Regions from separate parts of the Homo sapiens genome. Here region 1 is linked to region 2. Evidence: read pairs that join two places in POLR2A ChIA-PET (ENCODE). Cell type or tissue: A673. All regions are shown on one strand. Links, peaks and the distances in the headings refer to the core of each region. The heading gives the core; the rest is flanking DNA.

Evidence for each region. Peaks named below come from ENCODE experiments on the same cell type or tissue, not always from the same donor. Only the 100,000 strongest peaks of a DNase experiment are listed, where the experiment ranks them.
Region 1: POLR2A ChIA-PET joins it to region 2 with 11 read pairs; 2 of 35 experiments call an interaction of 5 or more read pairs at or near these places.

The regions. Positions count from the first base shown.
Region 1 is chr4:71,873,576-71,885,444 of GRCh38, reverse strand. No RefSeq gene overlaps it. Among named protein-coding and RNA genes, the nearest start is that of GC, 95 kb to the right of the region's middle. In A673, for the core only: no CTCF peak of the experiment used is centred there; a DNase peak (open chromatin) is centred at 6,854; H3K27ac peaks cover 4,116 bases.
Region 2 is chr4:71,766,592-71,778,460 of GRCh38, reverse strand. It overlaps GC (GC vitamin D binding protein), which reads left to right. Exons shown (of 13, transcript NM_000583.4): 2 at 9,061-9,130; 3 at 10,028-10,160. Among named protein-coding and RNA genes, the nearest start is that of GC, 12 kb to the left of the region's middle. In A673, for the core only: a CTCF peak has its summit at 5,684; no DNase peak of the experiment used is centred there.

The DNA of each region.
Region 1 (11,869 bases), core at 3,750-8,749, 110 kb before region 2:
TATTCACTAGGAACTCCAAAAGGGGAAGAATGGAAGAGAGGTTGAGGGTTGAAAAATTACTTGCTGGTATGATATTCACTATTTGGGTGATGGGTACCCTGGAAGCCCAAACCTTGCCATTGTGCAATATATCCATGTAACAAATCTGCACATGTACCCTCTGAATCTAAAGTAAATGTAGTGATAATAAAGAGGTTTGTGAATTTAATCATGCTTAAGAAACACCATTATAGGTGAATATCTTTTCATAAAGGCCACAATATTTTAATCTTTTTCTTACCACGATGAATATAAGATCCATTTTCTTCCCTAAATCTGATAACACTAAAAATTAAATGATAACATTCATCTATAGCTTCTACAGCTTACTGTATGGTATTGACTTTGTGATGCATCAAAATGGTATATGAAGTCTTGCCTCAATACTTCTTTTGAGGTTCTGTGCAATTATCCTGCACTTCAGAGCCTCAGGATGTGGTGTGAAATATATTGAATGCTTGCTATGTGGTAGTCAGTGGAAATTCAACAGTGGAAAGATGTAAACACTCTACTGTTAAAAACAACATCTAAGCAGAAAATGTATGAGAATCTGGTGTGGGATGCTGTAAACTGAGTAACCAGAAGTGTTATGCTGGGTAATCACAGGAAGCACAGGTACAAGTAGCTCCTACTCAAACATAATAGATCACAGAGGACTTCTCATAGAAGATGGCATCTAAGTATATATACGAAGAATATATGTAAGAGTTAGCCAGGCAAAGGGAGTTTGAATTGAATATGCACATTTAAAAGGACTCTTAAAGAAAAAGTGATCTTCACAGAGGTCTAATATGAATCGATTATATACTTCCTAAATACCAGTATGAAAATTAGTACTTTTCTTAAGTTCTGGAAATATTTTTGGCTATTATCATTTCAAATACCACGCCACCTTTTTGTATTCTACTACTCCTTTTGTAGTTTCTACTTGATATTTGTCAGATGTTCTCATTCTGTCTTCCTTATCTCATAACTTCACGTTCATGTTTTATATCATTCTATAGATTTGTGTGACGTTGTGTGTAATTTCCATAGTACCTTATCTCAACACACTAGTTCTGTCTTTAGCTATGGCTAATTTGCTATTTAATTTGTCCACCATATACAGAGTCTTTTAAAATTTCAATACGATTTCTTATTGCTGGGCTGATCTGGTTCTTTGACAAATATGCCTTTTGTTAAAATGTACAACTTTCATATGGTTTTATGATTATTTATATTTTAAAATAACTCTAAACTTAATTATTTGTCACCTCTACAAGGTTTATCTAACACCTTAGATTACTGGGATAAAGGATGAATAATTCTTTGGTCTACTATATATCCCATGTCTCTCTCATATTGGGATATTTTTCTATATTTTGTTTGTAATTTTTCAGTTTGGATCTCATTTTAGGGTAGTCTATTTTTGTGAAAGTCCTATATACTCCGGATTGTAATAACTATTCCTACAGAGAGGTGTGGTGTTTTTTTGGTCAGTGTGAAATCCCACAACTCCAATTATACTGAAATCTTAAGGTCTCCATGGAAATACAAAAAAATATAAAAGATCATCTACAAAAGAAAGAGAAAGGTACAGGCATTATGCTCTTCTCATTCCAACACTATATGATGCAAGACAATGGAGCAATGTCTTTAATGTTCTGAGAGAAAATTAGTTTGAATATAAACTTCCACATGTAAAACAAAATAAAAATATGTAAACACTCAAAGTTTACTATCAGTTTCACCCTTTTGAAGAATTTTCTTGAAAATTGATTCACACCAGGCATGGTGGCTCATGCCTGTAATCCCAGCACTTTGGGAGGCTGAGGCAGGTGGCTCAGAAGGTCAAGAGATTGAGACCATCCTGGCCAACAAGGTGAAACCCCATCTCCACCAAAAATGCAAAAATTGGCCGGGCATGGTGGCGGGCACCTGTAGTCCCAGCTACTCAGGAGGCTGAGGCAGGAGCATTGCTTGAACCCCGGAGGCAGAGGTTGCAGATCGTGCCACTACACTCACCTGGCGACAGAGCGAGACTCCGTCTCAAAAAAAAAAAAAAAAAAGAGAGAAAGAGAAAAAGGAAAAAAGAAAATAAAATAAAATAGATTCCCATAAAAGTATATGCAAGGAAGAAGAAAACATGTAGGATACAAGAAACAATGGCATTAAACCAAGACTTCCCATGGAAAAAAAGTATATTTATAAGAATAAGAGTTTAGCAGCAATCCTGGAACAGTATCCAAATTAGAACAGAAATACAATAGGCTCCAAGGAAGTCTTCAAGCAACAGGATACGGATATGTTGTGGTCTAGTAATAGTTGTCATTAATAAAGAGATGCATATATTCTTGGTATCGTGAAGAAAGCATATATTTCCAGTCAGCAAGGAAAAAAAATATGAAATGCCAAAATCAGAAATGAATGTAGTAAGGCAAAACAAAAAAGAAGGAAAGCATTCAGAAGTTATGGAGTAACCAAAGCAAGAAAGGATGATGGCCTGAACTAAGAGAGTGGCCTATATGGAGAAAACTCAAGACAATAATGAGATAGCATCAATAGTTCTGTTATGGGAAAGGGGTCCCAGTCGAGCCCCAAGAGAGAGTTCCTGGATCTCACCCAGGAAAGAATTCAGGGTGAGTCCACACTGCAAAGTAAAAGCAAGTTTATTAAGAAAATAAAGTGGTGAAAGGACGGCTACTTCACAGACAGAGAAGGACATTCCTGAAAGTAAGAACGCATCTGCCCTAGGTACAATGCATATATATATGTATATGTATGTATATATGTATATATATATATACAATGCATATATATGCATTGGATATGTATATGTATATATACATGATAAAAATAGATCTTAGGGAGATGTGCTCTGCTACAAGGGTTTGTGATAAAGAATTAATTTCCTTAATTACTATATTTTGCAAGAATCGATATCATGATCTTTAAAGTAAAATTAGGAATGCCCTTGTTCTCCAGATATCAGGATATCTGGACTCACCCAAGTCTGGGTCTGTTTCAGTAAGCATCATTAATTTGTTTCCTTAACCATAAACATCTAGAGGCTAGGAATGCCTAATTTTCTGGAATGCGGCCCGGCAGGTCTCAGCCTTGTTTTCCTAGCCCTCACTCAAAGTGGAGTTGCTCTGGTTTGAACACCTCTGACAGTTCCTAGTGACTGAATGTAGGGATATGGAGGAGTGACAGAAGAGGAATCAAGGATGATGCCAAGTTTCTGATTTTAACAACTAGAAATGACTATTTCATTCATTAAAGAGTATAAAAAGAGTGACATATTTGAAGGAGAAAATATTAAGCTGAGATTTGTGGGTATATCAGTGGTTATTGGCCCTCTTAGCAGCCATGGTAAGCACCTTATTTTGCCCCTATAATTCATTGTTCAAATCACAAAAAAATAACAGTGCACAAAATAAATCTTGGAGGTGGAGAGTAGAAAAGAATGGTCAAGCCTCTGTATTTCATTCCAAAAAGGAGAATAAGATGGTATATGTGTTAGTGCGTTTTCTCTATGATCAGAGCTAAAATACATATTATTTCCTCTTGTGTCCTGGCTACAGCAAATAAATTGGTGTTCAACAATATGTATTGTAAAATTAAAATAAAAATTATTATAATAAATAAAATGTATCACAGAATTAAGTGTTGTTCAAATATAACAATTATCATTTTCATACCTTGCTCCTATGACAGTCTACTTTTCTATTTAAATTTTATAAACCCAATACTATTTTTATAAAAAACTGGGCATGTATAGAGAAGTTTAAATTTTGAGTAGCAAAGGAGAGTACAAAAATACAATCAATTGCTGTAATATTCAAATGTTTTATTCACCTAGAAATGTGCCTGGTTCTTTCTAACCCAACAATTCACATCTGGCCAAAGAAAGTATCTCTTCCTTCATGTCCTTGGTTTGTTCTAATGAAACTGCCACTCAAATGTACATACAGTCATGAAAAGCCAGGGACGGAGGAGAAAATTAAGACCCTTTTCCTTACGAAATGAGCTCTTTGATTCTCATCAAATCCTGATAGGATTTTTGACCGGTAGCAAAACTGCGTGTACAAACATAGTTATTGCCAACTATACAGGGAGCACCCTACAGACAGTTCTTTTTCTTACGTCTAGTTATAAAAGTAACATGCCTGAGAACTGACATGTAAAGGGAGTGCTGGTTTCCTTCTACATGCATATGAGGGCATTGGTGGGTATCTTTCCTACTTGGAAGAAGAAAGTTCAGCTCAACAATATTTTATTTTTATAGACCACTTTATTTTTAACCTGCAGCATTCAATTGTGAAAGAAAATTAAATTTGGGGACCCCAAACTCATTTAACCAAAGGGAAATGTCAAGCTGGGAACTGGGTCACTCAAACCTGCTTCCCCCTTTTGGTTCCTAAATGAGATGGCTACAAGACGAAAAGCTACAAGCCTCCCCCATATTTTCCCCACAAGGAAATTCCTAGTGAGCTGTTAAAACTTCACCATGGCAATGCAAATTGATAGCTTATCTTTACAGGTGCAGTCACCCCAGCCCACCAGACACAAATGCACATCTGATTGTTCCCCTACTCCATTTTGTCTGTGTTATCTTATGTAAAATGCAGATTTCCACATTTTCCCTCTGACCCTTTTGTTTGTGTCATCTTATGTAAAAAATGCGATTCTCTGAGCCAGACAAAGGCATGAATGACTACTTTTCCCTAAGCCCCCTCTTACATGAAAACTGTGTACTTCTCAATATCCTGCCCTTTCCCCTTTAAATTTGGAGCCCTCAAAATCATCTTCAGAGAAAGGCATAGACCTGTCTTCCTGAGCGAGCCCATAACTTTGGCAAATAAATTTCCTACAATGATTGAGACTTGTCATTTTACTCAATTGACACAATATATCTACTCAAACAGTATCACATATATGTCTGTAGCAGGTCAGAGAGCACAGTTCTGAATCCTGACTTTTCTACTTGCTGGCTGTGAAACCCAACGCAAACTAACTTGAGCCTTTTGAGCATAAGGTTCCTAATCCATAAAATATAAGGTAACAATCACAACTTTCCTTGCAGAAACTGAATTAACCCTCAAACTCAACTCTTATTCTACAATCAGGGCCAGTTAGGATAATGAATGTAAACTCAATTTTTTTTTTTTGTCTTTTGTCTTTACCTGGGAATGTCTGATGCATTTATCTATTCATTTGTAAATCACGCTCTGTTGCCCTTTCTTATCCCAAGCTGCCTCTATGAAAAGTATATTTTTACTAAAATTAAATTTTTTCTTTCCTTAATGGACTTTAGCTTTGAAGTTAAAGGATTTTTTTTTATTTTTTATTTTTTATTTTTTATTTTTTTTTTGAGACAGAGTCTCGCTCTGTCGCCCAGGCTGGAGTGCAGTGGCGCGATCTTGGCTCACTGCAAGCTCTGCCTCCCGGGTTCAGGCCATTCTCCTGCCTCAGCCTCCCGAGTAGCTGGGACTACAGGCGCCCGCCACCGCACCCAGCTAATTTTTTGTATTTTTAGTAGAGACCGGGTTTCACCGTGTTAACCAGGACGGTCTCGATCTCCTGACCTCCTGATCTGCCCGCCTCGGCCTCCTGAAGCTAAAGGATTTTAAATGAACTTCCCCAAATCATGTGTAGATTTATATTCTTGTAGCTTCACTTCCAGAATGAGCTTTGGAATGTTTATGTGAGAGAAGTCTAATATTTTAGATTTGGCTTGTCAGTGTTTAATGTCTGTTATAAAGTGTAACTATAAAGTAATAAAATAATCTTGTTTTGCTTGCACACTGGCTCTAAATTCCATTCAAAAAGAGCATCAAGGGCATTTTGAGCAATTAAATACCTGCTGAAGTGTACAGGAGTCCATGATTAGAATTCTATACAACACTTTAGGGTATATCAGTGTGGCCATATATGCATGTGTGTGTGTGTGTGTGTGTGTGTGTGTGTGTGTTTATAAAGCCTCAGTACTTAATAATAGAAGAAATTCACATTTGCATGACAGTTTAAAAAAAGCTTTTACATATAAATATATGTATACATATATGTAGCTCCTCACAGCAATACTGTACAGTTTATCACAAGTAAAATTCGAAATAGAAGTTCAGAAAATCAGGTTTTTCAAAAAATAGAGTTTATGGAGAAGCCAGGACCTGACTGCAGGCACTGTGACTCCAAATCCAAGGCTATTTCCATCTAATATAATTGTAAATTGCTTCAGACACAGGTTATTTCTAACTACAAATATTTTTACTATTACTTCGATTTTACAGTTAAGAAACTATGGTTCAAATAAGCTAAACTACTTGCTAAAGTCACACTCTTACTTTATAAGGAGAAGCTAGATAGAACCTCAGACTTTAAAAATTTAATTATAGATCTTAATTTCTGCGAGATAGATACAAAGGTATTTTTTGGTAGTTCTAAAGAAAGATATCTTCATTTATATTATTACCCTCAAATAGTTCAAGAGATATAGTAAATCACTTGGTATTCACATTCAATACAGCCACAGACTATATCTCAAAATTCCAAATACCTATAAAATTGCCAACAAATTGGTCATTTTTGTTATGGCTTCACTTTAATTTTATGAGCTGAATTGAGATGATCAAAAATCAAAATATACTGGAAACAAAAATCTCTGAATGGAAGGAAGGAAGGAAGGAAGGAAGGAGGGAAGGAAGGAAGGAAAGGAAAGGAATCAGCACAAACCCTAAACAAAGGGAGACCTCTATTTTTCTCTAACTGAAACTCTATACCCTAGTGTGGATTTATTACCACATTAAGGGCTTTTAAAAGTCAGCAGCAAGATGTAATTTACTGCTAAGGTTGTTGGTTGTATGCAAATTCAAGTCCAGGAGCATACGCATAAATTATTTCTTGAAGTTTGCCCCGTGTTTCTTGATGAAAGAAGCACACATAACTTGAAAGAGCTATTCCTCACTCTTTGGATCTGTTTTTAATCACCTATATTTTTAGCACTTAGTGCCTTTTCCTACAGTATTTCAGTTTCTAACTAAACATGATAATCCTTAAAATCAGAGAAAGCTATCTATTCCTTTCATACCCAGGAGCTATATTTTATTATCTCCAGAGTTCTTATGCCTTTGTCTACAACATGGACAAATTTATTCTAAAATTTAGTAGTAAGAAAAAAAATGGTACAAAGGCCTACATTCCATATTTCCTTTCCTTTTTTTCTCTTGTCCAAACAATGAATATCTTACTTAGTCATGCAAATTACAGAATACTAATAGGCCATGTGCATACACAACAATTGGGATATTCACACATACCACTAACATACCCCAGTCAGGGAGTAAAACAAATATGAAGATGGATAAAATTAAAATTCAGTTTAAATAAGCCACATGGTAGGTAGCAAGCACCTGATTTGGAATCAGAATATGAGAACTCAAGTTCTGGCTTTGATTCTTGCTTCCCATGTTTTCTCTTAGCCCCCCATCCCTTGCCTGTAAATGAAGAGATTTGTCTAGTACCAAAAGCCCCTGGGATTCCAGTTCAAGGTGGCTGACTAGAGACATCAGACACTTGCCCTTTCCAGAAAGAAGACCCAAAATTGCCATTAGTTTATCGTATCTTGAAGAGAGCATCTTAGTGAGAACACTAGAATCCAACAGAGAAGTATGAGAAACACCTGAGGCACAGAATGAGGAGGAAGCCAGCAGCCAGCTCAGCCAAGATTTGCTGGGAGCCCAGATGGGGTCTGTATTATGGGAAAGGAGTAAGTGAGGGAACTTCATTGGTCCACATGCCCACCACAGACTGCTGCAATCCAAACCATGAGAGAGCTCTTCTACCTACATGAACCCTGACACTAGCTAGCATAGGCACTCATTTGGAGACCCCAAATCAGGAGAGCATTGCACCAAACAGGAAACTTGAGCTGCTCACTCACATCCTTATGACCTAAGCAGCTGCAGCAGGTGCCACTGTGAGAGCACAGAGATTATTATGAACAATTACATGCTAACAAACTGGAAGACCTAGAGGCAATGGTTACATTCCTGGAAACATACAACTTACCAATATTGAATCACAAAGAACTAGAAAACCTGAACAGACCAACAATGGGTAGCAAGATTGAATCAGTAATAAAAGTCTCCCAACAAAGGAAAGCCCAGGACCAGATGGATTCACTGTGCAATTCTACCAAACATACAGAGAAAAACTAATACCAATCCTACTCAAACTATTCCAAAAAACTGAATAGAAGGGACTTGTCCCTAACTCATTCTACATCCAGCATTACCCTGATACCAAAATTAGATAAGGACACAAGAAATAAAGAAAACCTCAGCCAATATCCCTGATGAACATAGGTACAAAGGATCTAGCAAACCAAATCCAAACCACATCAAAAAGACAATACACCATGAACAAGTAGAACTTGTACTAGAGATGCAAGGATGATTCAACATACACAAATCAATAAGCATGATACATCACATCAACAGAATGAAGGACAAAAACCATATGATCATCTTAATAGATAGAGAAAAAGCATTTGACAAAATTCAACACTGCCTTATGATAAAACCCTTCAACAAACTAGGCAAAGAAGGACCACACTTCAAACTATAAAGACCATATATGACAAACCAACAGCTAACATCATACTAAATGGTGAAAAGTTGAAAGTCTTTTATCTAAGAACTGGAACAAGACAAGGATGCCCACTTTCACTTCTCCTATTCAGCATAGTACTGGAAGCCCTGGCCAGAACTAACAGGCAAAAAAGAAAGGAAAGCAAGGAAGCAAGGAAGGAAGGAGGGAAGGAAGGAAGGAAGGAAGGAAGGAAGGAAGGAAAGGAGGAAGGAAGGAGGGAAGGAAGGAAGGAAGGAAGGAAGGAAGGAAGGAAAGGAGGAAGGAAGGAAGGAAGGAAGGAAGGAAGGAAGGAAAGGAGGAAGGAAGGAAGGAAGGAAGGCAGGCAGACAAGGAAGGAAGGGAGGCAAGGAAGGAAAACAAGGAAGGAAGGAAGGAAGGAAGGCAGGCAGACAAGGAAGGAAGGGAGGCAAGGAAGGAAAACAAGGAAGGAAGGAAGGAAGACAAGGAAGGAACGAAGGCAAGGAAGGAAAACAAGGAAGGAAGACAAGGAAGGAAGGAAGGGAGGGAAGAAGGGAGGGAGGAAGGGAGGGAGGGAAGAAGGAAGGAAGGGAGAGAAGAAAGGAAAGAAGGGAGGGAGGAAGGAAGTAAAGGAAGGAAGGAAGGGAGAGAAGGAAGGAAGGAACAAAGGAAGGAAGGAAGGGAGAGAAGGAAGGAAGGAACGAAGGAAGGCAGGAAGGAAAGAAAATGTATTCAAATTGAAAACAGGAAGTCAAATTGTCACTCTTTGCAGATGTCATAATCTTGTATCTAGGAAAACCAAAGGATCCCACCAGAAAACTCTTACAACTGATGAACAAATTCAGTAAATTAACAGGATACAAATTTAATACATAAAAATCAGTAAACTTTTGTATGCCAATAATGAAATAACTGAAAAAGAAAGCAATCACATTACAATAGCTACAAAAAATAAAATAAAATACCTAGGAATACATTTAACCATGGTGGTGGAATATCTCTAAAGGGAAAATTACAGAATACTGATGAAAAAACTGAAGAGGACAAATGAAAAGACATCCCATGCTCATGGATCAGGAGAATATCATTAAAATGACCATATTACCCAAAGCAATCTACAAATGTAATACAATCTCTATAAAAGTATCGACATCATTTTTCATACAAATAGAAAAAAAAAACCTGAAATGTATATGGAACAAAAAAATAGCCTGAATAGCTGAAGCAATCCTTAGCAAAAAGGGACTATATTAAACTATAAAGCTCTGCACAGCAAAAGAAACAAACAGAATGAAGAGACAATGTCTTGAATGGGAAAAGATATTTGCAAAGTACTCATCTGACAAGAGACTAATATCCAGAATATACAATGAACTCAAACATCTTAACAGTGAAAAAAAAAAAAGAAAAGAAAAAAATCCCATTAAAAATAGGCAAAGGACGTGAATAGACATTTCGCAAAAGAAGACATACAGATGGCCAACAAGTAAATTTTCAAAATGTTTAAGTCATGAATGTTTAAGTCATCACGGAAATGCAAGTCAAAACCACAATGAGATATTATCTCACCCCAGTTGGAATAACTATTATTAAAAAAACAAAAAATAACAAGTGAGGATAAGGAGGAAAGGAAGGGGAACTCTTATACACTGTTTGTGTAAATGTAAATTAGTACAATCACTATGGAAAACAGTATAGAGATTTTTCAGGAAACTAAAATTAGAGCTACCATAAGATCTAGCAATCCCCCTACTGTGTTATCTACCCAAACAAAAATAATCAGTATATCTAAAAGATACCTTTCATCCCTGACAGGTCTGATAAAACATTTTTTAAAAAAACCTAAAAAATTAAAAGAATAAAAAAAAAGGATACCCACACTCATATGTTTATGGCAGCACTATTCACAATAACTAAGAGATAGAATCAACTTTAGTGCCCATCAACAGATAAATGGCAAAGAGAGTGTGGTATACATACACAATGAAACACTATTTGGCCATAAATTAGGAATCAAATCATGTCATTTCCAGCAACATGAGTGGAACTGGAAGTCATTAAATGAAATAAACAAGGCACAGAAAGACAAATATTGCATGTTCTCACTCATTTATGAGATAAAATCCTTGATCCTGTAGACCCAATCCATATCAGAGACTGGGTAGGGGGTTAGTTGGGAATGGAGAGAGGTTGGTTATGGATACAAACATACAGTTAGTTAGAATAAATAAGTTCTAATGTTTGATTGAAGACTAGAGTGAATATACTTAGCTACAGTATTATGTATATTTCAAGGTAACCAGAAGAAATGAAACGTTACCAACACATAAACACGATAAACACTCAAGTTGATGAATACCCCAAATACCCTGACTTGATCATTACTTAGTCTATGCATGTAACAAACACTTGCATGCACCCCATAAATATGTAAATTAGTATACATTTATAAAAGGGAAAAATAATTTATCTGCCTTACTACCTACCCCTCTTTTTCCATTGTTTTCTTCTACTGATACATTATACATACAATGGCTAAAAAATTATATATGTCATGTTTTCTCTTAAAACCTACAGTAACACTGTATACTTTTGCCATAATATAATGGAAAAAAATAAGAGAAATAAATCTGATTAGCCAAAAAAAAAGGGGGGGAGCCCTTATGCTACTAATGAGCTAACAGTCTATTTTCCTTGGTTGAATACTGTGTGTTTCTCTTATTTTGCTGGTTTTTGAAACATGAGCCACCACCACCATTTCCTTTGCTCATTGCTAACTATATTTAAGTTAATAGGGTTACAAACATAATGCCTGGTTATAGTTATATTTTTATTTTGGCTTTCCTTACAAAGCTATTGTTTTCCCTTTATCTTTTACTTTCTTTAGGATTTGAAAAGCTGTTAATCTCATATTCTTTTGTCACATTCTATTATAGTTTATTACATCTGACATTACATTCTATTAAACATTCTGGAAGGTACTATTTGTAAACTAGTTTGTAAATGGAGCTTTTCTTCTGTAGATTACAGTAAATCTGAGACGTGAAAAAGGTAGAATCAGGATATATGTTACAATGAATAGGAAAAATCTAGGACTGAATCTATAAATTCATTTTCTTTTTCAAGGAAGAGAGAAATGTGAGATGAAACAAAGAAGAGATCCTCAATGAATAATTAAATTAGCAATGAGTAGAAATTGAAACCACCTTGACTGGACTCTACTTGACAAATATACTTAGTT
Region 2 (11,869 bases), core at 3,021-8,020:
TTTAATGCTTTCTTCCCTTGGATCAAATGTAAGTTGTGTGGTTCCTAGATCCTATGAGCATTTGGGTTTGCTAACCTGGGTGTCATGGTAAAATAGTAACTTGAGGTTTAACACTACCTAAAGAAAATAATATTAACAAATAATTGTATCTTTACATTTAAAATAGGCAAAATAATTAGTTACCAGTCATTTTTATTCTCTATAAATGAAATCACATATGAATTGTTTAAATATGTTTACATTTAACAAATTGTGTTTTTCATCTTAGAGAAGTGAAACTTACATAACTTTTTTTTGAAAGCTGATTTAGAAAGATTTATTGGAATATACAAGGAGTGTTATGTAGTTATACATGTCTTTCACATTCATATCTGCTGATGCAGCTGAATTCCTATGTGGGTTTTATTTTGTTTTTTTTTATATATATATAAACTTTAAGTTCTGGAATACATGTGCAGAACCTGCAGGTTTGTTACATAGGTATACATGTTCCATGGTGGTTTGCTGCACCCATCAACCCACCATCTACAGTAGGTGTTTCTCCTAATGCTATTCCTCCCCTAGCCCTCAACCCCCGACAGGCCCCAGTGTGTGATGTTCCCCTCCCTGTGTCCATGTGTTCTCACTGTTCGACTCCCATTTATGAGTGAAAATATTTTTATATGGAAATAACTGTGATTTTTTTATCTATTAAAAAATACAATAGCAAGAGCACAGTCTTAGAATAACCATTTCAGTCTTCAAATTTTACTACACGAAAGTAAATTTGTTATTTTGATATTATCAGTTCTGCTGCAAATGTTAGGTAATAATTGGTTTTAAAATGAAAATACTTTTATTTGACAATTGCATACTAGATTTTAAAAAATATAAATAACAAAATACATGGTTGGATTGTTGACTAGGCTAACATTGAAGTGAGTGTTCCTTTTAAGTTTTCTTAGCAAATATATCTAAGGAATTATATCCTGGTGGCAATTGGAATGTAATATCTAGTATATATCCTATAGAAAACATTGGCATTCCATTTTCCATCTACATGATACTGCAAAGCTCATTATTAATTTATTTGTTTAAAAGGCTCTCTTTAGCCTTACTAAGACAAATGAAGTGCTATAAAAGCACTTAAAGCAATGTATATCACAATGGTTAACACAAAATAGCATTGAGTACTTGATAGTGAAATTTCCCATTTAAATTACAGTTCTTACAATTGTCCAATAATAAGCCTTCAGTTTCTTACTGGGATTTAATAAGAAAATTAGAAAATTATATTCCATTCATGAAAAAAAAATTCTTGCTAACACATCACTATAGCAGACAAGCACCATAAAACTCTTTTGGCCATACTAAAAATTAATATATAAATATCTACTTTTTATAATTTTAAAAAGATAAATTACTAATCTTTGAAATAGAAATTTTCCTATACAAGATAATGCAATCTGTTGGACTTCAAATGCATTTAAATGGCTCGGGGATCTGTTTGACAAAAACATGTGTGATGATAGAGACATAAATAATGATACACATCCAATATATCCTCTCCATTAGATTGCATAATTTGATTTCGGTTTATACAGTATAACTTCAGTAGTCATTAAGACGTGTATTTTGTTAGGAAACAGTGAAAGAAAATCACCCATGTACAGTGTTTTCTGGTTTAAAATGTACTGTTTTTTAATTGGCAAATTATAATTATATACATTTCTGGGGCACAATGGAATAGTTTGATATCTATATATAATGGGGAATGATAAAATCATCAATGAACTCCTCTACCATCTCACTGCTTATCATTTTTTCTGAGGCATTTGAAATTTACTCAAGTTATTTTGAAATATAAAATACATGATTAACTATAGTCACCCTGACGCAAAATAGATCTCAAAACATTCCTCCTGTCTAACTGAAATTTTGCACTATTTTCCCAGCAGCTCCTCATTCCCTCCCTCCTCTTCTCCCTGCAGCCTCTAGTAGCCATCATTTTACTCTTCTGTGAGTTCAACTTTTTCAGATTCCATATATGATATAATGCAGTATTTTTCTTTCTGTACCTGGCTTATTTTACTTAACATAATGTTCTCCAGGGTCATCCATGTTGTCACAAATGACAGAATTCCCCTCCTTCTCTTTTTAAGGCTGAATAGTATTCAACTGTGTAAATACATCACATTTTCTTTATCCATTAATCTGTTGATGGACACTTAGGTTGTTTCAGCATCTCGGTAGCTGTGAATAATGCTACAGTAAACATGGGAGGGCAGACATCCCTTCAACCTGTTAATTTATATTTCTTTGGATATATACCCAGAAGTGGTATTGTTAAATCATATGGTAGTTCTATTTTTAGTTTCTTGAGAAACATCCATACTGTTTTCCATAATGGCTGTACTAATGTATATTTCCACCAACAGTGGAAAAGAGTTCCCTTTTCTCCACATTTTTGCCAATGCTTATCTTTCAATCTTTCTGGCAATAGCCATTCTAACAGGTGTGAGGTGATATCTCATTGTGGTTTTAATTTGCATCTCCTTAATGATTCCTGATGCTGAACATTTTTTATAAACCTGTTGGCCATTTGTATGTTTTCTTCTGAGAAATGTCTGTTTGGGTTCTTTGCTAATGTTTTAAATCGGTTATTGGTTTTCTTGTTATTGAGTTGTTTGAGTTCCTTACATATTTTGTATATTAACCTGTTATCAGATATGTGGTTTGCAAATATTTTCTCCCAGTCTGTGGGTTGTCTCTTCACTTTGTTAATTTTTCTTTTGCTGTGCAGTAGCCTTTTAGTATGATGCAATCCCATTTGTCTATTTTTTGCTTTTGTTGCCTGTAATTTCAGCGTCATGTCCAAAAAACTCATTGCCTAGACCAACATCATGGAGCTTTTCCCCTATGTTTTCTTGTATTAGTTTAACAGCTTCAGGTCTTACATTTAAGCCTTTAATCCATTTTGAGTTGATATTTTCTCAAGTTTTAATTGAGATAGATCATACATGGCTAGCCAGGGAGGCAGAATCACCACCACTTACTGTTTATATCACCTTATCAAAGGAGTGCCATGTGGAACTATGACTGTGCCAGCCCTTGTTGAATGATACTTTCTTCAGATTTTATAATACTTGCTTAATGAAGTGACTTTTATGGGAATGTCCAGAATTGTGCCAGGCATCCAGGACCTAAAAATTTAGACATGATCTTTGCCCTGAAAGAACCTTCATGGAAAATAAAGACAATTTTGCTTAAAGGCAATATTAGTATATGCTGCCTTTATAAGATCTATTAGCAAACGTCTAGTGAGTATTACTTCAAGTCTCTGTCACTACTAAGACCAAAGCGCCTGAGTCTTTCAACCAATCTGCTCACCTTTCTATTTTCCTGTGCCAAACCCTGCAAACTTTTTCATTTAAAAAAAAAAAAAAAAAGGGCCGGGGAAGAAAATGAAGAATAAGAATGACTTTTTTCCAGGACTGATAGTCAAAGATAAAGATTTTTAAACAGGCATGAATAATAATGAATCTTTCGATACCATAAAAAGAATATCACTAAATTTCAATAGAGTAATTCTCTAACTCATGGACAAAATGTACTCAAAAAGTTATATGTTATTTAGAAGTTAAAGTACAATTTTTCATAGAAATAATTTAAATATGAGATGAAGTTCTTAAAATGATGCATAAAAATAGGTAGTAAACATGGGATGTAAACTGTGATAACCACAAACCTCATAAAATTTTTGTGAAGATTAAAGCAAGTAATACATGTCAAATATTTAGAACAGTACCACCAAATTGTTGGCACTCAAATTTTAATTGTTATCATGATATTATTATTATTTATATTTATATTGCTGTAGAATCTAAGTGCTTCAATGTGTTCTAAGCGTCCAAATTAAATGCAGGGGATATCACCTTTACCCATCCCAAAAGTGGAAGAGGCAAACCTCCCCCTCTATCTTTACCCCTACAAAAGCAATTACAGATGAGGAGGTAACCAACCCACAAAAGGAAAGAGAGGTGGGATGAAATGCATGGAGAAAAAATGCTTCCTCTGGAACTTTGGTAAGTGTCACAAAGGACAGGCTACCACCCGAGGTGAACCCAAGGACATTAGTTTGAGTGAGTCTGTGATGCTGTCTCCTATTGCAGTTGCAGTTTCTGAGTAATTAACCCATTGACTATATATCTTTTGCTGTTTTCGTTTGTGTTTGAATTTTCAAAGTCTGAAAGGACGCTCAATTTGTTGCACTGATATCATCCTAAGAGGTACAGTTAACTTCTAGATTAGTTTATCTATAGATGTCATGTGGGTCTCTGGGTTTAGTATTAAAAGGGTTGAATTTCTTTTCATTGACTCAAGCTCAAACTTTTTCATTGGCAATATTTTTAGTGATACAGAAATCTCTTATAACCAGATCAGCTTCCTAAACCAGCTCAATAATGTTTACTATTTAAGTCAATTCACTACTGTGAAATGAACAATATCATGCCTGACTAGTTTGAATAAACACTGCAAACCATATTCTTAAAAGGTAAATTTATTTAAAAAAATACTAACAAATATACTGAGCTTTTCTGACATGGATGAGTCTGTCAGTACAGAATAGAAATAAAAATGCCAAAGAAATGAAATTGTGAAAATATAAAATGCCCAACAGAGCTGTTAAAGCCCATGATTCTCCAGAACACAATAGGAAAACAGCAACTTGAGATAGTTCCTAGCATCCTGTACGAGCACTTATTTATGTCAATGATATTTAGGATCCATTAATGTACTTGGTATACGAATAACTGTTCTAGGGAGCCAAATTAGGTTTTAGTGAAAGACTAGTAATAGTGAAGGCATCCAAATACCTACTTTAATAAACTTTGTAACAAAGCAGTATCTTATTAGCTATCCCCATTACAACGAAAGTTACATGAGGGCAAGGATGTGTCTATTTTGGGTTCCATTGTAAGTTCAAATTCAATATTGAACCCAATGCCTGGCACAAAGTAAGCCTCAAAAAATATCTGTTACATGTATGAATGAATATTGTCAACTCTGTTGGCAGAGGTAAGGTGCCTGAAGCAGCAAAGATTTCCTGAAAATAAATCACACTGGCTTTCAAAAGTTCAGAATTAAACAAGACTTACCAGAATGTTTCACAATATAGATAAAAAGTGAAACATGCTATTGCAGAAAGCAAAAATTCTGTTAGTGAAATTTGTAAACACTTAGTACTGTGGGGGGTCACTTCATGTGAAAGTGATTTCATCAGAGTCACTAAGATTATGCCAATATTTACTAGGGCCATATCAAAGTCCAAATCACCTTCTTTATAACCGAATGGTACATTTGAAAACAGAGCGTATAATTTTACAGTTCATTTGAGACAGGAATTAACTATATGAATTGGAGTGAGCTCAACTGGTTTTACACCAAAAACATTTATTAAGCAGTATTCCATGGAATGGGGAATCAATTAGTAATAATCACATTGCAAATTAACTTTAGTATTTATTTGCTGTATTTGAAAATTGAGACAATGATTGACATACATTGGCTTTGTCTTGTAAGCTAGATATCTTCTCTTTGGGCAAATGAATTTATAAAATTATTTTATCAGAAGTACATTTTGGGTAGCTCACCTGAAAGATCATGGTGCAACAGCTTCCTCTACAGGTTATTTTTATATTTTAATTCTGAGCTTTCTCAATATCCCTCTTGAGCTTCCTCCCTTGCTTCCTGTTATGCCCAAGGCTGAATGTTCCAGCAAAAATAGTTTCAAAACCTCTTTAAGCCTTATTCATTCCATCTAGTTTCCCACTTTTCTCTCATCAGTTTGCATTCTAACTAAAGCAGTATATAATGCCCATGAATTCTAAAGTGCTGTGTGCAAACACAAATAGTTAAATAAATTCAAACTATTTAATGGGATAACATGCAGTGCCCAGTTACACTACCTTCACATGCACACTCACATTCCCATAATATATGAAATGAAACTTTACATTTTTAGTGAAATGAGAAATCAGAATCTGGAAGGTTAGAAACAAAATATTTCTCAAAATGTTCATCGGGGGTACCCCATTTGAATACAGGATTTCACTTTGCATGTTATTGAATGGTCACAAGAGAAGTACTAATAAAAATAAACTCTTCCATTTTGTAGGGGGGAATTTAAACAAACTTAGCTCCTATTTATTATAAGGAAAAGAAGTTCTTATTAGGGCTATTTTGTGTATGTCTTAAAATACAGTAAGCCTTGGGAAAAAATATTCCTTATAATCTCTCGCTATTTTTAAAAGAGACTAGATTATAATCCCCAGCAAGTGATCTTATAGATGATGAGGATACATTGTACTAAATTCAGGGATCTTTACAATATATGGTTATTTAAATCTATTTTGATATTTACAATGATAAAACAAACTCACCTCTTCAAAAGGCTGCTTTCATTTCAGTTATAAAATAGACACAGTTGGAATAAAGATTTCTTACTAGAATCTACTGCCATGTAACTGCCAGACATTTCTCCTAGCTCTGCTTTAGGAGCAAACTAAAAACAACTCTTGACATCGTAAGTACAGCTCATCACCACATGAGGACAGTTCTAGCCCTAATTATTCTTCTCTGTGTTCTAGTCTTCAATTCCATAAAATACCATTAATGATTAATGGAAGTTTTCTGCCTTGCTTAACCTTTTGAACGTGTCACAATATCCAGCCTTGTAAACTAATCAATACATTTCAGAAAATGTACAAGATGTGAAGGTTCTCAGACATTACAGAGGTTTGTTGCAAGTGGTTTTTTTGGTTCCACTAACAATTAGCTTTATCAACTCTACTGCCTTGTCCTAGTTGCCAGAATAACATCAGATTCAGGATTCAGGTATGTGGGTTATTTTCCACCTTCTGTGTGGTTTTGAGGGTGTTTGAGTAGGTCTCTTGTTAAAAAGTGCTGCTGAAGAATGTCTTTTTCTCACAATTATCAAATCCGACTTTTCTCACCTCAAAAATATTTTGGGGGGGTATCCATCCAAAAAAGTACATGCTGCGACTGCTTCCTCTACAGGCAATCTGACATTAAACAGGTGACATTAATCTGATGAGTCCTAAAGAGAATCTTTAAAAAAAAAAATACAACCCTTTCAAGTCTGTATCTAATCACCACCACCTCCACTGCAAGCCATCAAATAGAAATTTCCACCCAGGCATATGTTTACACTGTCTTCCATAAAATTGTAACTGTTAGAGAGGAGAGGAAATCTTTGGGATTAAAGCCTGACAGCAGTTACCATCATATCACCTGAGATGACTTTCCCAACCCTTAAAGTGAGAAGGATAAACCACTAAAAGTTAAAGCCACTTAAAACAGAGTAAGCAATTTATATACTTCCTACATTTTTTTCCAAAGATATAACATCACAGGAGGGAAATTTCCTGGGCTTATTTGCATAAATGATGAGTCAGGTTAGGAGAACACTGACTGACTTTGATGTGTCCGCCCTATTACATATGTGATGGACATGTTGAACAAGGGGGTCTCATGATTAGTAACTAGCTCTTCCCTGTAGCGTGAATGAACTCAAGAGCAGGTACTGTGATTTTTCTGTTCCCTCTCAAATACCAATGTCATTTCATCATGAGAATGGCTAGTTACATTTAATAGTCAAAAATGTTTTAATTCATTGAAAGTTGAAGCTACTACCCCATTCAGGCCTGTTTCAGTTCTATTGCCTGTGGTGGGAAAGGAAGACACAGATACCTGCCTCTTGTCTCCTTTGCCTGTTCTCTTTTCCTCCTTCCTCCTACGCTCTAGGCTGCTTCTACCTCCTCCAGGGCTAACACAGGAAAGGAGAAGCTAGTAAGAGAGATAGCAGCAGGAAAAACTCAACTCAATGGGCAAAAAATTCAATGGGCAGCATGGTGAGCCAAGGTTGTCTCCTCTGGTTACCAAGATGTGTAAAGCTGCCGTTTTCTCTTACTGTGTTCTTCTGTGATCTCTCTCCCTTGTTATTCCTGGAGATCTCTCATATGCAGCTGGCACCTTAAGACTCTCCTCTGGGCCCCTGGTTTTCAAATTGTCTACCTCCACACAGAGACCCAACTGTTGGCAGTCCACTGCTCTGTAGATAGCACTTTGTTGGGGGTAGAGCTGGGACTGGGGGAAATATATTTAAGACAACTCCTAGCCAGCTCGCTCTCTTGCTTGAGCTACATCAGGTCTGCAGGTCACATGACAACTTCCCACCCAGTCCTCTGCTTTGTTCTCCAGGCCACTTAGCAAGCCCATCACCCTCTAGATTTCTCCAGCCTGAATCAGACACCTGTCCATTACACCCCAAATTCCAAGAGCTCCCTGTCAAGCGCTGAGTGGTTTCTTGAAGCCCTTGTCACTATGTGAAAGTGAAAGGAAACACTTCCCACCATCCCCCAGACTCACCACACTTTGTCTAAAATATTCTTTGCCTGATTTCCACCTTGTCCCCAGCTGAATTCCTAGCCTTCCCTTAGACAGCCAGGAGCCAAGTAGCAGAGCATGGGTGGCAGCACTAACTCTCCTGTACCTCCTTTAAAGTCCTGCATTAGTGGCACCAGCCCCTCACCTTGGAGTGGAGACAGTCTCCAATTATTTGTAGTTCTGTTTTTCTTTTCAGGCCTTAGGTAAAACTGAGACATTAAAAGAAGGAAGGGAGGAAGCAGGGTGGGAAGGAGGGAGGGAAGGAGAAAAATTCTCATTTTGGTATCATTATAAAGATAGGACCTAATAGTTGCCATATCAATAGCTTCTGACTCACTAGTTGACATGTATCATTTGACTCACTTACGTTCAGTATTAGTTTACTCTCTCCTTTTGTTCTGCTGGTGACTAAAATATAACAGAATGTCATAAAATTGTGGCCTGTTATGAGAGAAGAGCTAGAAAGGCCCCCAAAATATGAAATTGCATATAGACATTGAGAAAATACGACTTTCATTGTAGGCCACGTGGAAGATCACTTTATACATGTACATGTAACATAATATTCATCAAAAGGGGACACATACAAATTTTTCTATTTCTGCCTCCTAGGCCGGGATTATGAAAAGAATAAAGTCTGCAAGGAATTCTCCCATCTGGGAAAGGAGGACTTCACATCTCTGTAAGTGTGCAGCAGCCACTCACTCTGTTGGTGATTTGATCTTGAACAAAACTGAGTGTGAGGTAACTTTGACTCAGCATGGAGGTTAATCCTTAATCCTTGCCAAGAGTAAGAGGACAGAGCCCCAGGCCCAAGGTAGGCACAGGAGTCAAGCAAATTAAGGACATCCAGAGATTCCAGATGACCTCTGATTACCACAGTCTAAGAATTTGTCACCAGTAAGTTTATGAATGAGTTCAAAGATAATACGTAAAGCATAGCTTTCTAAGGTCATTAAAATGCAATTGTACATTCTAGGAATCTGGGAAACCAAGGCAATGAGGTACAGAGCAAGTACATTTGGGGAGGCTTAAGAAGGACAACACCAGATTGGTTTGATGGAAGCCCTAAGTTCAATTTCTACTGCTTTCCAAGATAAATTTGCCTAGAACAAAAACTGCTTTTTAAATTAAACCTCATTTTTTTCATTAGCCAAATAAAGAAGTAAATGTGTACAATATTTCATTTAAACATTGAACAGGTTTCATATTTTAATGTGCCAAAATGTAAAAAGAAAGTTTCAGTTCTGGTCGGGCACGGCGGCTCACGCCTGTAATCCCAGCCCTTTGGGAGGACAAGGAGGGTGGATCGCAAAGTCAAGAGATCTAGACCATCCTGGCCAACATGGTGAAACCCTGTCTCTACTAAAAATACAAAAATTAGCCGGGCGTATTGGTGCACACCTGTAGTCCCAGCTACTCGGGAGGCTGAGGCAGAATTGCTTGAACCTGGGAGGCAGAGAGTGCAGTGAGCTGAGATCACACCACTGCACTCCAGCCTGGGTAACAGAGCGAGACTCCGTCTCAAAAAAAAAAACCTTTCAGTTCTAATTGATATATTGTCTTATTTTCCCCTCAGGTCACTAGTCCTGTACAGTAGAAAATTTCCCAGTGGCACGTTTGAACAGGTCAGCCAACTTGTGAAGGAAGTTGTCTCCTTGACCGAAGCCTGCTGTGCGGAAGGGGCTGACCCTGACTGCTATGACACCAGGGTAGGTTTCTGTGGCTGGCCGTCTCTGTGGCAGCCCAGAGAAGGAAGCCAAAATAGGCCTTTATACCACGTGTTGAAAAAATTTTAGACAGCAACTCCATTTACTCCTAGTTTGGGGGAAATATGAAGCCTGTTGTGTTTACAGCCTGGTTTATTCTAACATAATGAGTCAATATTACCCATTATTCCTACAAGGTTCAAATGAGAAAACTGGGTCATAGAGTAATTTAGTGATTTATTAAATGTACATTGCTAGCAAGAAGGAGTTATAAAATATAAATCCAGATATGACTCTAAAACCTAAGTTTTTATCACCATACATTTGATCTTCTCAAATATCAGCCCATGGATCATTATTCTAAGTGAAGTAACTCAGGAATGAAAACCCAAATATCGTATGTTCTCACTTATAAGTGGGAGCTAAGCTATGAGGATTTAAAGGCATAAGAAGGATATAATGGACTTTGGGAACTTGGAGAGAAGGGTGAAGGGGGTGAGGGATAAAAAACTATACATTAGGTACACTGTACACGGCTCCGGTGATAGGTACACCAAAATCTCAGAAATCACCCCTAAAGAACTTAGCCATGTAACCAAAAACAAAATAGTTTTGTTCCCCCAAAACTATTGAAATTAAATATATATGTATATATACATTTTATATATTATATAATTTAATATATATATATATATCAGCTCATGAACCTCTTGAAAGAATTCTAAAATATTGTGTATAGCTTAAAAACCTGATCATAGCTTTATCCTCTTTTATCATCATGCCAGGACTGGTACCAAGTGCTCCAGAATAATTTAGTGTTGGTTTCAAATTTGGAAGGAGGATTCAAAAGTTGCCCTGTATGCACATAACTGAATTCTAGGTTTCTCCCCTATAGCACTTATGCAAAAATTAAAATGCTGACATGTTCAGACAGTAGCTGAAAAGGGTTAAATCTAAGGAGTTTCAGCAATTTATTAATGCAGTCGTCAGGCCTGATGCAAATGACATTTAGATGCATTTTGATAAAGGCTTTTACAGACAGATTTGTCTCACTGTTCAAGCCTTCAGCAGATATCATACAGAAACAATGCTCCAAAGATCTGATTAGAATAGATTCTACACAATGAATATTCTTACCCATTAATTGCTTTACCTGTCCCTTATCTATTTTTTCAGAATTTTATAATCCTTTTCTTCCACCAAGTTCATAAATATTTTTTATTTTAACCTGAACTTCTGTACCACCTTAAAATAAGAAAGCGTCAAATCATCAACATGACAGAGCACATTTTTATTTTATTTCATATATTTGCTAATACATCCCTTGATCAGAGATATGATCTGTCTCTACAATCCTGGAGCATAAGAAAACAGATATGGCATTGATATTTTTTGCATGATATATTTCTCTTTCTCCTGCTTGTTCAAAACATTTTTGAAAAGTGTTTTGACATTTTGTCAACCTTTTTTTACTTGAAAGAAGATAACTTTAAAAAGGCAAAAAGAAGGGTTGCCAGGGAAATGAATGGAAAGGAAAAAGATGGACTGAAAAGAGAGATAGGATGAAAAAGAGTCTAATTTTTAACTTCTCCGAATCTGATGAAAGGATGGTACGGAAGATGGTGAGAAGTTAGTTTACATAAGTAATTCATCACGTTGCCATTCTTCACTGGTAGAAAAGATTTTTAGAAATTTTACCTTAAAAAGATGAC